Regions from separate parts of the Homo sapiens genome. Here region 2 is linked to region 1. A link is a loop called in an ENCODE intact Hi-C map of the cell type or tissue named here. Cell type or tissue: lower leg skin. All regions are shown on one strand. Links, peaks and the distances in the headings refer to the core of each region. The heading gives the core; the rest is flanking DNA. Region 1 has its middle 27 kb from the start of LINC02885. Region 2 has its middle 210 kb from the start of LL22NC03-13G6.2.

What was found. Hi-C counts contacts between places; a loop is a spot of excess contacts. Peaks named below come from ENCODE experiments on the same cell type or tissue, not always from the same donor. Only the 100,000 strongest peaks of a DNase experiment are listed, where the experiment ranks them.
Region 2: it touches region 1 in a loop (5-fold over the local background); 34 of 110 quality-filtered maps call a loop at or near these places.

Annotation. Positions count from the first base shown.
Region 1 is chr22:35,021,967-35,027,343 of GRCh38, reverse strand. No RefSeq gene overlaps it. Among named protein-coding and RNA genes, the nearest start is that of LINC02885, 27 kb to the right of the region's middle. RefSeq lists an enhancer at 2,848-3,438. In lower leg skin, for the core only: no CTCF peak of the experiment used is centred there; DNase peaks (open chromatin) are centred at 3,123, 3,433, 4,393 and 4,833.
Region 2 is chr22:34,414,558-34,419,934 of GRCh38, reverse strand. No RefSeq gene overlaps it. Among named protein-coding and RNA genes, the nearest start is that of LL22NC03-13G6.2, 210 kb to the right of the region's middle. RefSeq lists a silencer at 4,853-5,002. In lower leg skin, for the core only: no CTCF peak of the experiment used is centred there; no DNase peak of the experiment used is centred there.

The sequences.
Region 1 (5,377 bases), core at 136-5,135:
ATCCAGCAGCACATCAAAAAGCTTATCCACCACAATCAAGTTGGCTTTATACCTGGGATGCAAGGCTGGTTCAACATATGCAAATCAATAAATATAATTCATCACATAAACAAAACCAATGACAAAAACCACATGATTATCTCGATAGATTCTGAAAAGGCCTTCGATAAAATTCAACAACGCTTCATGCTAAAAACTCTCAATAAACTAGGTATTGATGGAATGTATCTCAAAATAGTAAGGGCTATTTATGACAAACCCACAGCCAATATCATACTGAATGGGCAAAAGTCGAAGCATTCCCTTTTAAAACCGGCACAAGACAAGGATGCCCTCTCTCACCACTCCTATTCAAGATAGTATTGGAAGTTCTGGCCAGGGCAATCAGGCAAGAGAAAGAAATAAATGGTGTTCAAATAGGAAGAGAGGAAGTTAAATTGTCTCTGTTTGCAGATGACACAATCGTATATTTAGAAAACCCCATCGTCTCAGCCCCAAATCTCCTTAAGCTGATAAGCAACTTCAGCAAAGTCTCAGGATACAAAATCAATGTGCAAAAATCACAAGCATTCCTATACACCAATAATAGAGAGCCAAATCATGAGTGAACTCCCATTCACAATTGCTACAAAGAGAATAAAATATCTAGAATACAACTTACAAGGATGTGAAGGACCTCTTCAAGGAGAACTACAAACCACTGCTCAAGGAAATAAGAGAGGACACAAACAAATGGAAAAACATTCCCTGCTCATGGTTAGGAAGAATCAATATCATGAAAATGGCCTTACTGCCCCAAAGTAATTTATAGATTCAATGCTATCCCCATCAAGCTACTAATGACTTTCTTCACAGAATTAGAAAAAGCTACTTTAAATTTCATATGGAACCAAAAAAGAGCCTGTATAGCCAAGACAACCTTAAGCAAAAGAACAAAGCTGGAGGCATCACGCTACCTGACTTCAAACTATATTACAAGGCTACAGTAACCAAAACAGCATGGTACTGGTACCAAAACAGGTATATAGACCAATGGAACAGAACAGAGGCCTTAGAAATAATGCCACACATCTACAACCATCTGATCTTTGACAAACCTGACAAAAACAAACAATGGGGAAAGGATTCCCTATTTAATAAGTGGTGTTGGGAAAACTGGCTAGCCATATGCAGAAAACTGAAACTGGACCCCTTCCTTACACCTTATAAAAAAATTAACTCAAGATGGATTAAAGACTTCAATGTAAGACCTAAAACCATAAAAACCCTTGAAGAAAACCTAGGCAATACCATTCAGGACATAGGCATTGGCAAAGACTTTGTGACTAAAACACCAAAAGCAATTGCAACAAAAGCCAAAATTGACAAATGGGATCTAATTAAAGAGCTTCCGCATAGCAAAAGAAACTATCATCAGAGTGAACAGACAACCTACAGAATGGGAGAAAATTTCTGCTATCTATCCATCTGACAAAGGGCTAATATCCAGAATCTACAAGGAACTTAAATTTACAAGAAAAAAACCAACCTCATCAAAAAGTGGGCAAAGGATTTGAACAGACAATTCTCAAAAGAAGAAATTTATGCAGCCAACAAACATATGAAAAAAACCTCATCATCACTGGTCATTAGAGAAATGCAGACAAAACCACAATGAGACACCATCTCATGCCAGTTAGAATGGTGATCATTAAAAAGTCAGGAAACAACAGATGCTGGAGAGGATGTGAAGAAATAGGAATGCTCTTACACTGTTGGTGGGAGTGTAAATTAGTTCAACCATTGTGGAAGAGTGTGGCGATTCCTCAAGGATCTAGAACCAGAAATACCATTTGACCCAGCAATCCCATTACTGGGTATATACCTAAAGGATTATAAACCATTCTATAAAGACACATGCACACATATGTTTATTGCAGCACTATTCACGATAGCAAAGACTTGGAACCAACCCAAATGCCCATCAATAACAGACTAGATAAAGAAAATGTGGCACATATACACCATGGTATACTATGCAGTCATAAAAAAGGATGAGTTCATGTCCTTTGCAGGGACGTGGATGAAGCTGGAAACCATCATTCTCAGCAAACTCACACAGGAACAGAAAACCAAACACTGCATGTTCTCACGCATAGGTGGGAGCTGAACAGTGAGAACACATGGACACAGGGAGGGGAACATCACACCTGGGGACCTGTTGGGGAGTGGGGCTGGGCGGGGGACAGCATTAGGAGAAATACCTAATGTAGATGACAGGTTGATGGGTGCAGCAAACCATGGCACATGTATCCCTATGTAACAAACCTGCACGTTCTGCACATGCATCCCAGAACTTAAAGTATAATAATAATAAAAAAATTTACTAAGTTTACTCCCCCTTCCTGCTTTGTCTTCTCTTTAGCCAACCTTCCAACCTTTTTTTTTTTTTTTTTTGAGACGGAGTCTCGCTCTGTCACCCAGGCTGGAGTATAGTGGCGCAATCTTGGCTCACTGCAAGCTCTGCCTCCCGGGTTCACACCATTCTCCTGCCTCAACCTCCCGAGTAGCTGGGACTACAGGTGCCTGCCACCACGTCCGGCTAATTTTTTGTATTTTTAGTAGAGACGGGGTTTCACCGTGTTAGCCACGATGGTCTCGATCTCCTGACGTCGTGATCCGCCCCCCTCGGCCTCCCAAAGTGCTAGGATTACAGGCTTGAGCCACCGCGCCCGGCCCCTTTCAACGTTTTTGTCAAGGGAGAAGGCAGGCCCTAGCCCCAAGGCTCTGCGCTCCTTCTAACCCCACTGGGGCTGGAATGCCCCCCGCCCCAACGTGTGGCACCAGGAGTGGGGGGCACAGCTCTGCGACCTGTGCCTGTACCCCCTCCTCCTGCCCCACTCTGAAGCTGTCTGTGCTTTTTCGAGCCATCACCTAGGCTCTGCCTTCCTCCCCTCACCTCTTTCTCGCTTGCTCCCGCGCGCTCTCTCCACTTAGTGGTTCATTTACTGCTCAATCTGTGATTAATTAAAACAATTTAAATAACTGTGCTGACGCTAAATTCATTTCCAGCCACCTCCGCCGCGCAGGGCTGCGTGAGCACAGGAGAGCCGCGGTGCGGGCTCGCGCTGACCGCCAGGGGGAGCTGTGGTCTCAGGTTTGACTGGAAGCTTGGCGTCGGATGGCGGGGTTGGGTGCAGGAAAAAGGTTAAAACATGCAAGTTCTCCCCTCCCGCCCACTTTGCCTTCTTCCACCTGGGATTCTACCGTGTCCGTGCCCTCGCAGTCCCCAAAGATTCGCTGGGTTAATCCAGAATAAAAAATGTCAGGGAAGCAAACTCCTTTCTCCTGCCTGAGGTCAGCCCCAGGATATTCCCAGAACACCTGGGGCCCGGGGACCAGGAAGGTCATGCTTGCAGGAGGGGAAACACAGGCACAGACTGTGAGAAAGGAAGACCTGCCCATGGCCTCCCTTGGTGGGGGAAGGGTAGATCCTAAATTCAATGACTGGTGTCCTTATAAGAGGAGGGGACACAGAGAGACACATATACTGTGTCAAGGGCCGGGCGCAGTAGCTTACGCCTATAATCCCAACATTTTGGGACGCAGAGGCAGGTGGATCACCTGAGGTCAGGAGTTTGAGACCAGCCTGGCCAACATGGTGAAACCCCGTCTCTACTCAAAATACAAAACATTAGCTGGGCATGGTGGCAGGCGCCTGTAATTCCAGCTACTTGGGAGGCTGAGGCAGGAGAATTGCTTGAACCCAGGTGGCAGAGGTTGCAGTGAGCCAAGATTGCACCATTGCACTCTAGTCTGGGCGACAGAGCAAGACTCTGTTTCAAAAAAAAAAAAAAATGCCATGTGAAGATGGGGCAGTGATTGGTGTGATGCTGCCATGAGCAAGGGAACCCAAAAACTGGAAGAGACAAGGAAAGATCCTTCCCTGATCCTTCAGAGGGAGCGTGGCCCTGCCAACACCTCAATTTCAGGCTGCTAGCCTCCAGAACTGTGAGAGAATAAAAATAAGCTGGTTTAAGCCTCCCAATTTGTGGTCGTTTGTTATGGCAGGGCTAGGAAACTGTGACAAGGTGTTAGAAAGAAACCAGTATCTAGGAGCCTACTCAGTGCTGGGCGCTTTGCTAGATGGGTTCATGAACGTTTTCTCATTTAAGCCTCACCACAGTCACGTGCTGCAGGTTAAATTAACATCCTCATCTGTCTTGCAGGGCCAAACAGCTGGGAAGAGGCAGAACCAGGTTCAAGAGCAGGCCAGCCTCGGTCGGCAACTGGGGGTCTCAGCAGGTTGCCTACCTCATGCTCTAGGGCCCCGCCGTTTCCTGGAACCTTGCCTTGAACAGAAATGAGAACAAGGATGTGTAAGTTTGCTGGGTAGGGGAGGGACAAGAGCTCAGACATGGTCAGGAGGACCAGGCACGGCTGGAGGATGCTTGCTGTGTGGGCATGCTCTGGTGGAGAGAAGACAGCTCCACCCAGGCTGCTCCCTCACACAGAACTTCAGGACTCTGCACTCGGGAGCAGTGGCCCGCCTTATGGGTTAGCATGGTATGAGATTGGTATGAGTCAAAGTGACCTTGGGTAAGTGACTTCACTTCTCCATGCCTCGAATCTCACTGGGGCCAATTTTGCCCCCCAGGAAACACTTGGCAATATCTAGAGATATTTTTGCTTGTCACAACTGGGTGGAGGGTGCTACTGGCTTTGAGTGGGTAGAGACCAGGGATGCCGGCCAATGTCCTGCAATGTACGAGACAGGCCCTTACGACAAAGAATTATCCAGCCCAAAGGTCAATAGTGCCAAAGCTGAGGGACTGTCTCTACACAGTCTGCCCCATCAGTTCCCTTAGCTCATCCCCAGCCACTGTCCCCTGGCCCCCTCCACTTAGCCACACTGGCCTCCTCTGTGCCCCGAACATACCCTTTCTGAGAGCATTTACACTGGCTAGTTCATCCTCTCTGCCTGGCTGGCTCATTCCATGTCCTCCAGGCCTTTGCTCAGACGCCACCTTCTCAATGGGATCTAGTCCAACCACCCTATTTACAGCTGCAACCTGCGCCTCCTCCGTGGCCCTTTCATCTGTCTTATCCTGCTTTAAAAAAAATTTTGTAGCATGGATCACCTTCTAACATTCTCGGTATATTACTTATTTCCTGTATTTCTTGTCTGTCAACAAATAATTCTATTTTTGGTTTATTTTATCAACTGGTGTGTTTCCAGTGCCTAAAACAATGCTCGGGACATAATAGGTGCTCAATAAATATTTATTGAATCAAACAATGTCCCTTTATTAGACTTCTTTTTCTTTTTTTATTTTTTGAGATGGGGGTCTCCCTCTGTCACTCAGGCTGGAGTGCAGTGGTGTGATGTCAGCTTACT
Region 2 (5,377 bases), core at 122-5,121, 610 kb after region 1:
TTGACAAATGTGGTTGTCAGTACACAAGTTGTCACACGATAAAATGGCATAGCAGTTAATAAACGCATAAAGATGGGCAAAAGTAAAACAGGAAAAATCTGAATATGATCAGTGTATTGTATTGATGTCAATTTCCTGGTTGCAACATTATACTATAGTTTTGAAAAATATTACCACTAAGAAAAATGGCACACTGTGCAAGGAGTCTCTCTGTATTATCTTTTACAACTGCATGTGAATCTATAATTATCTCAATCAGTTTCAACTTTTTTCAAAAAAATTAAAAATAAAATGCATGGCAGGCCATATTTGGCCTGTGCACCATGGTTTTCAGCTCCAATCTGGAACATCATTTCTCAACCATGGAAGCACAGTAAAATTACCTAGGCCAGGTGTGATGGCTCACGCCTGTAATCCCAGCACTTTGGGAGGCTGAGGCAGGTGGATCACCTGAGGTCAGGAGTTCGAGAGCAGCCTGGCCAATATGGTGAAAGCCCATCTTTACCAAAAATACCAAAATTAGCCAGGTGTGGTGGTGCATGCCTGTAATCCAAGCTACTTGAGAGGTTAAGGCAGGAGAATCGCTTAAACCAGGGAAACGGAGGTAACAGTAAACCAAGATCATGCCACTGCACTCCAGCCTGGACAAAAGAGCAAGACTCTCTCTCAAAAAAAAATAAATCACCTGGGGAGATTTTACAGACAGAAATGTCAGGCATGGCGGCTCACGTCTGCAATCCCAGCACTTTGGGAGGCCGATGTGTGCAGATCACGAGGTCAGGAGATCGAGACCATCCAGACCAACATAATGAAACCCTGTCTGTACTAAAAATACAAAAAAAAAATAGCTGGGTGTGGTGGTGTGCACCTGTAGTCCCAGCTACTCAGGAGGCTGAGGCAGGAGAATCGTTTGAACCCAGGAGGCAGAGGTTGCAGTGAGCACAGATCACGCCACTGCACTCCAGCCTGGAGAAAGAGCGAGACTCTGTCTAAAAAAAAGAGAAAAGAGGAAAGGAAAAAGGAAAGGAAAAGGAAAAGGAAAGGTCTGGGGTCTACCCCAGACACTTTGCTTTTAATTCATTCAGGCTGAAACCTAGGCATGTATATTTGTTCAGAGTTCCCCAGGGAATTCTAATCACGTTGGAGAGCCATCGATCCTTTGAATATAAAATGCCACTTTTGTTTTCTCTTTTATCCTTATTTCACATTTAATGAGATACCAAAACCTAGAAATCTGCCCATATAAAAAATTTTAACTTTTCCCTCCTATCAAGACTACCAGTGCCTCAACTCAGGCCTTCATCACCCATCACATGAACTGATATAACAAACTCTGAACTGCTTGGTTTGTGTCCAGTGCTTCCCCTTGAAATGACCTCTAGTGGTATTTTCAAACTGCATAAATGATCGTGGCACTCTTTTGCATAAAATCCTTTGTAAGTTCCACTTTGCCTGAAAGAGCCCATCTCTGCTCTTTCATTGGGCCTATTTAATCTAGCCCCTACCTACCCACTTCCTCCTCCTCTCCATCCTATTCAACTTCCCTCCCACTCATACTGCACTTCGCATACTCTTTGGACACTCCTAGCCTTTTCACAGCTTCATACCTCTATACATGCAAGGCCTAAAATCAACTTTTAAAAAACTTCTTCACTGGGAAAAATTCCTACTTTTCTGTCAAGACAATCCTTTAATGAAGGCTTCTCCAGGAAGAGCAGCTCCTCACTTCTCTAGACTTCTCACCATCTCACTTCACTCACACCATCTTTCATCAAGTCCATCCTGTACACTAGGTTGTATGTTTCTAAAGGCCAGTGGCCAGGCCTTATTCAGCTCTATATTCTGGGTGTTTAGTACAGGATTTGGAATATAGTCGCATTTTTAAAGGGCTGAAATAATTGAAATAAGGAAGTAGAGTCAAGATTAGAACCCTGAAACTCATACTCATCCTTGTGTCTTTTTTCTTTTCTTGAGATGGAGTCTCACTGTTGTCACCTGGGCTGGAGTGCAATGGCACCATCTTGGCTTACTGCAACCTCTACCTCCTGAGTTCCAGCAATTCTCCTGCCTCAGCCTCCTGAGTAGCTGAGGTTACAAGCGCCCATCACCATGCTTGGATAATTTTTGTATTTTTAGTAGAGATAGAGTTTCACCATGTTAGCCAGGCTGGTCATGAACTCCTGACCTCAGGTGATCCACCCGCCTTGGCCTCCCAAAGTGCTGGAATTACAGGTGTGAGTCACCATGCCTGGCCTCATCCTTGTGTCTTAACTATCATTAACTTCAGGAAGTCTTTTCTGAGGCTCACAAAGGAGGTGTGCTACCGTCTAAATATTTGTGTTCCCTCAAAATTCAGAGGTGGAAACTTAACGCCCAAGATGATGGTGTTAGGAGGTGACACCTATGAGGAGGTGATTGTCTCATGGCAGCAGAGCCCCTGTGGATTGGATTAGTGCCATTATAATACAGGACCCAGAGAGCTCCCTCACTCCTTCCACCATGTGGGGACTCAGTGAGAAGATGTGGTCTATGAACCAAGAAATGGGCCCTCAATAGACAAAAAATCAATGGGCATCTTGATCTTGGACTTCCCAACCTCCAGAGCCATGAGAAATAAGTTTGTGTTTCTTATTAGCTACCCAGTATGTGCATTTGCCATAACAGCTTGAGTGGATTAACCTGTAGCACTATGTGTTTTCTACTGTAGCACTATCACATTTTCTGCTATAATCACTGAATTAAATGTCTGTTTCCTAACAGCTATAAACTCCATGGGATATGGAGTTCATTCATGAGATACAGATATGTTCATTGCAGCATTTTTCACAATAGCCAAGATATGAAAATAATCTCAGTGTCTGTCTGGATCATTGCTGCTTATTGCTTCAGACCTAGTGCCCAGTACACAGTAAATGCTCAATAAATGGTGGTTTCATGAATAAATGCATGATTTCTCTTTAGTGATCTTTTAGCACATAAATTTTTCCTCTTTGCTTCTTACCCTGGAACTACAGCTTCCCTTTCCCAACACCATTTCTTAGCAGCAGGAAATACTATTTCCAAGACAAATTGTTGAACCATCTGTCCTCTCCTTACTTGAGGAATGTCTTTGCTGCCTAAGTGGTGGGGAGGTGACAATTCATGACCAATCTGCTTTGTTAGGATTTGGATGTGACATCACTCTGTCTGCTGAGCCCACAATAGTCACAATCTCAATGGTCCTTAGGACCTGATTACACTAATTACACAACATCCTTTTGTAGAGGAAATGAGGATTTGAACTAAATGTGAGGGATCCCAACAGGGCGGGTGGCTTTAAAAGTGTGATGTTATCACGTGTGCTATGCAAATTGCATTTGGGTTGAAATACGAGTTCTCTTCGCCTGACTCAAAAGCGCTGGGTGAAAACATCAGAGTTACTGTAAAATATGGTGACATGCCAGAGCTCACACATTATGCTGAGAGGCCTCTGATACATGATACAGCAAAGGCACTTCCCCTTTATTCTTTTATTCAGCGTTTGAGGGAGTTGCCAATCTAATAATAAATTCTTCTTCCCAGGAAGAAGACACCAAAAGAGGACAAAACAGCATTTTTGATTAAAAAAAAAAAGTGTGTGTGTTAAGAGAGGAAATCGTTTTGCATTTTTTCAGCTCCTTCTACAGAAGGCAGTAGCACTGGAAAAACACACACTCATTTATTGTCACAGCAGCAGAACAGCAGGGACTCCTCATTGTCTGTTTTTCTAAGGATGGAAAATGGAGCCACAGGAGAGTTCTTGAGTACAGCAAGACAGAGCAGGGACAAGATTGTAGAAATAGGATGTCCCTCCTGGAACCAGTAAGATTTTGGGAGGACAGCATCATTTGAAAGGACAAAAGAATGGCCAGTCTGACTGCCAAGACATATTCTGTTTTGTATAGAATGAGATGACTCACTTGTGATAATTTGAAAAACCTAAATAAATGGTTTCTAAACTTTTTAAAATTACTTAGCCAGTAAGTTTAAAAAAAAATTTAGGGAATGAATCCCCAACACATTTATTCCTGTTCTTTCCTCTCCATTTGTGAGGAAAAGATAAACTCCCTGAGGACAAATACTTTGCCTTATTCAATACTGCAGCTGAAGTGCCTAGAACGGTGCTTGGGGCATAGTGAGTGCCCAATAAATACCTTTTGAATGAAATAATAAACACATAAATAAATGCATGTATATTTATGTATGAATTGTATCCACATACTCAAACTAATGTATATTCATGTAGCAAAATACTATGCAAATTTTAATGCATATCAGAAGATGGAAACATTTAAATAAAGAGATACAAATAAATATGAACAGTAGTTCTTGTGATTTGTTTCCCCCGTACTTGCCCCAAAATATTACCATCTACTTCACTTTGGACTGGATGTAAAATTATTTTTAAACTTCAGTGTGAATATGAATTGCCAGGGAAGCCTTTTTAAAATGCATATTTTTATCTAGCCCTTCCCTCTCTCATTCCTCAACCTTTGCCTTCAGATTCTGATTTAATAGGTCTGGTAAAGCAAAGCTTGGAAATTGTATTTTTAACAAGCTCCAAGAAAATTGTGATGCAAGTAGACTTGGAATTACACTTCACACAAAACCTATTGTAAGAAAAAGTGTTGACTACCTGGGGCCTAAATCACTACATGTGCAAGCCCCTGCAGTGAGTTTGCTTTACCTTCCAGGATGATGCAGTTTTTTGGAGCTTGGCTTTTCAAATAGAAACACACACACACATACACACACCTTCTCCACAGTGTTTTGTACCCTAAGCGTCAAAACAAAAATCTAAGCTCACCTACAGCAATGTCTTGAGCGGTTTGGGTACCAGAGACATCTCAAAACCATGGACAGCTCCCAGGAACTTACCAGCCACCCACTTACCATAGCCTCCTAGGCATCATTCCCTGTTGTCTGCTGCCCCCTATCTGGGGTGTGCAAAGCAGCACATGTGCCTGTAAAATGGTGGAGTCAAGGCTCTGCTCCCTAAGACCCCAAGAGAACCTACACTGTACCTGAAGGACATCATAGTGGCCTCTCAATCTCCATCTACCTTGTGTCTTCTCGAGTGCTTCCTTCTCCAGAATGCTGTTGGCACTGAGCAGCAGTTCACACCAGCATAATTCATGGCCACACACAAAAATCATAATATGAAGGGAGTACCCAAAATATTACTATCTACTTCATTGGCAGATGAGAAGTAGACAGTGGGTGAGAGAACAGCACCCCAAGTGGGGGAACTGGTTGATCAAGGACATGGTGGCAAAACAATCCTACAAGCATGTAGTAAGCTCCTGTCATATGCCAGGCACTGTAAACAAGGCAATCGGATTAGGTATTTTTTTTCTTT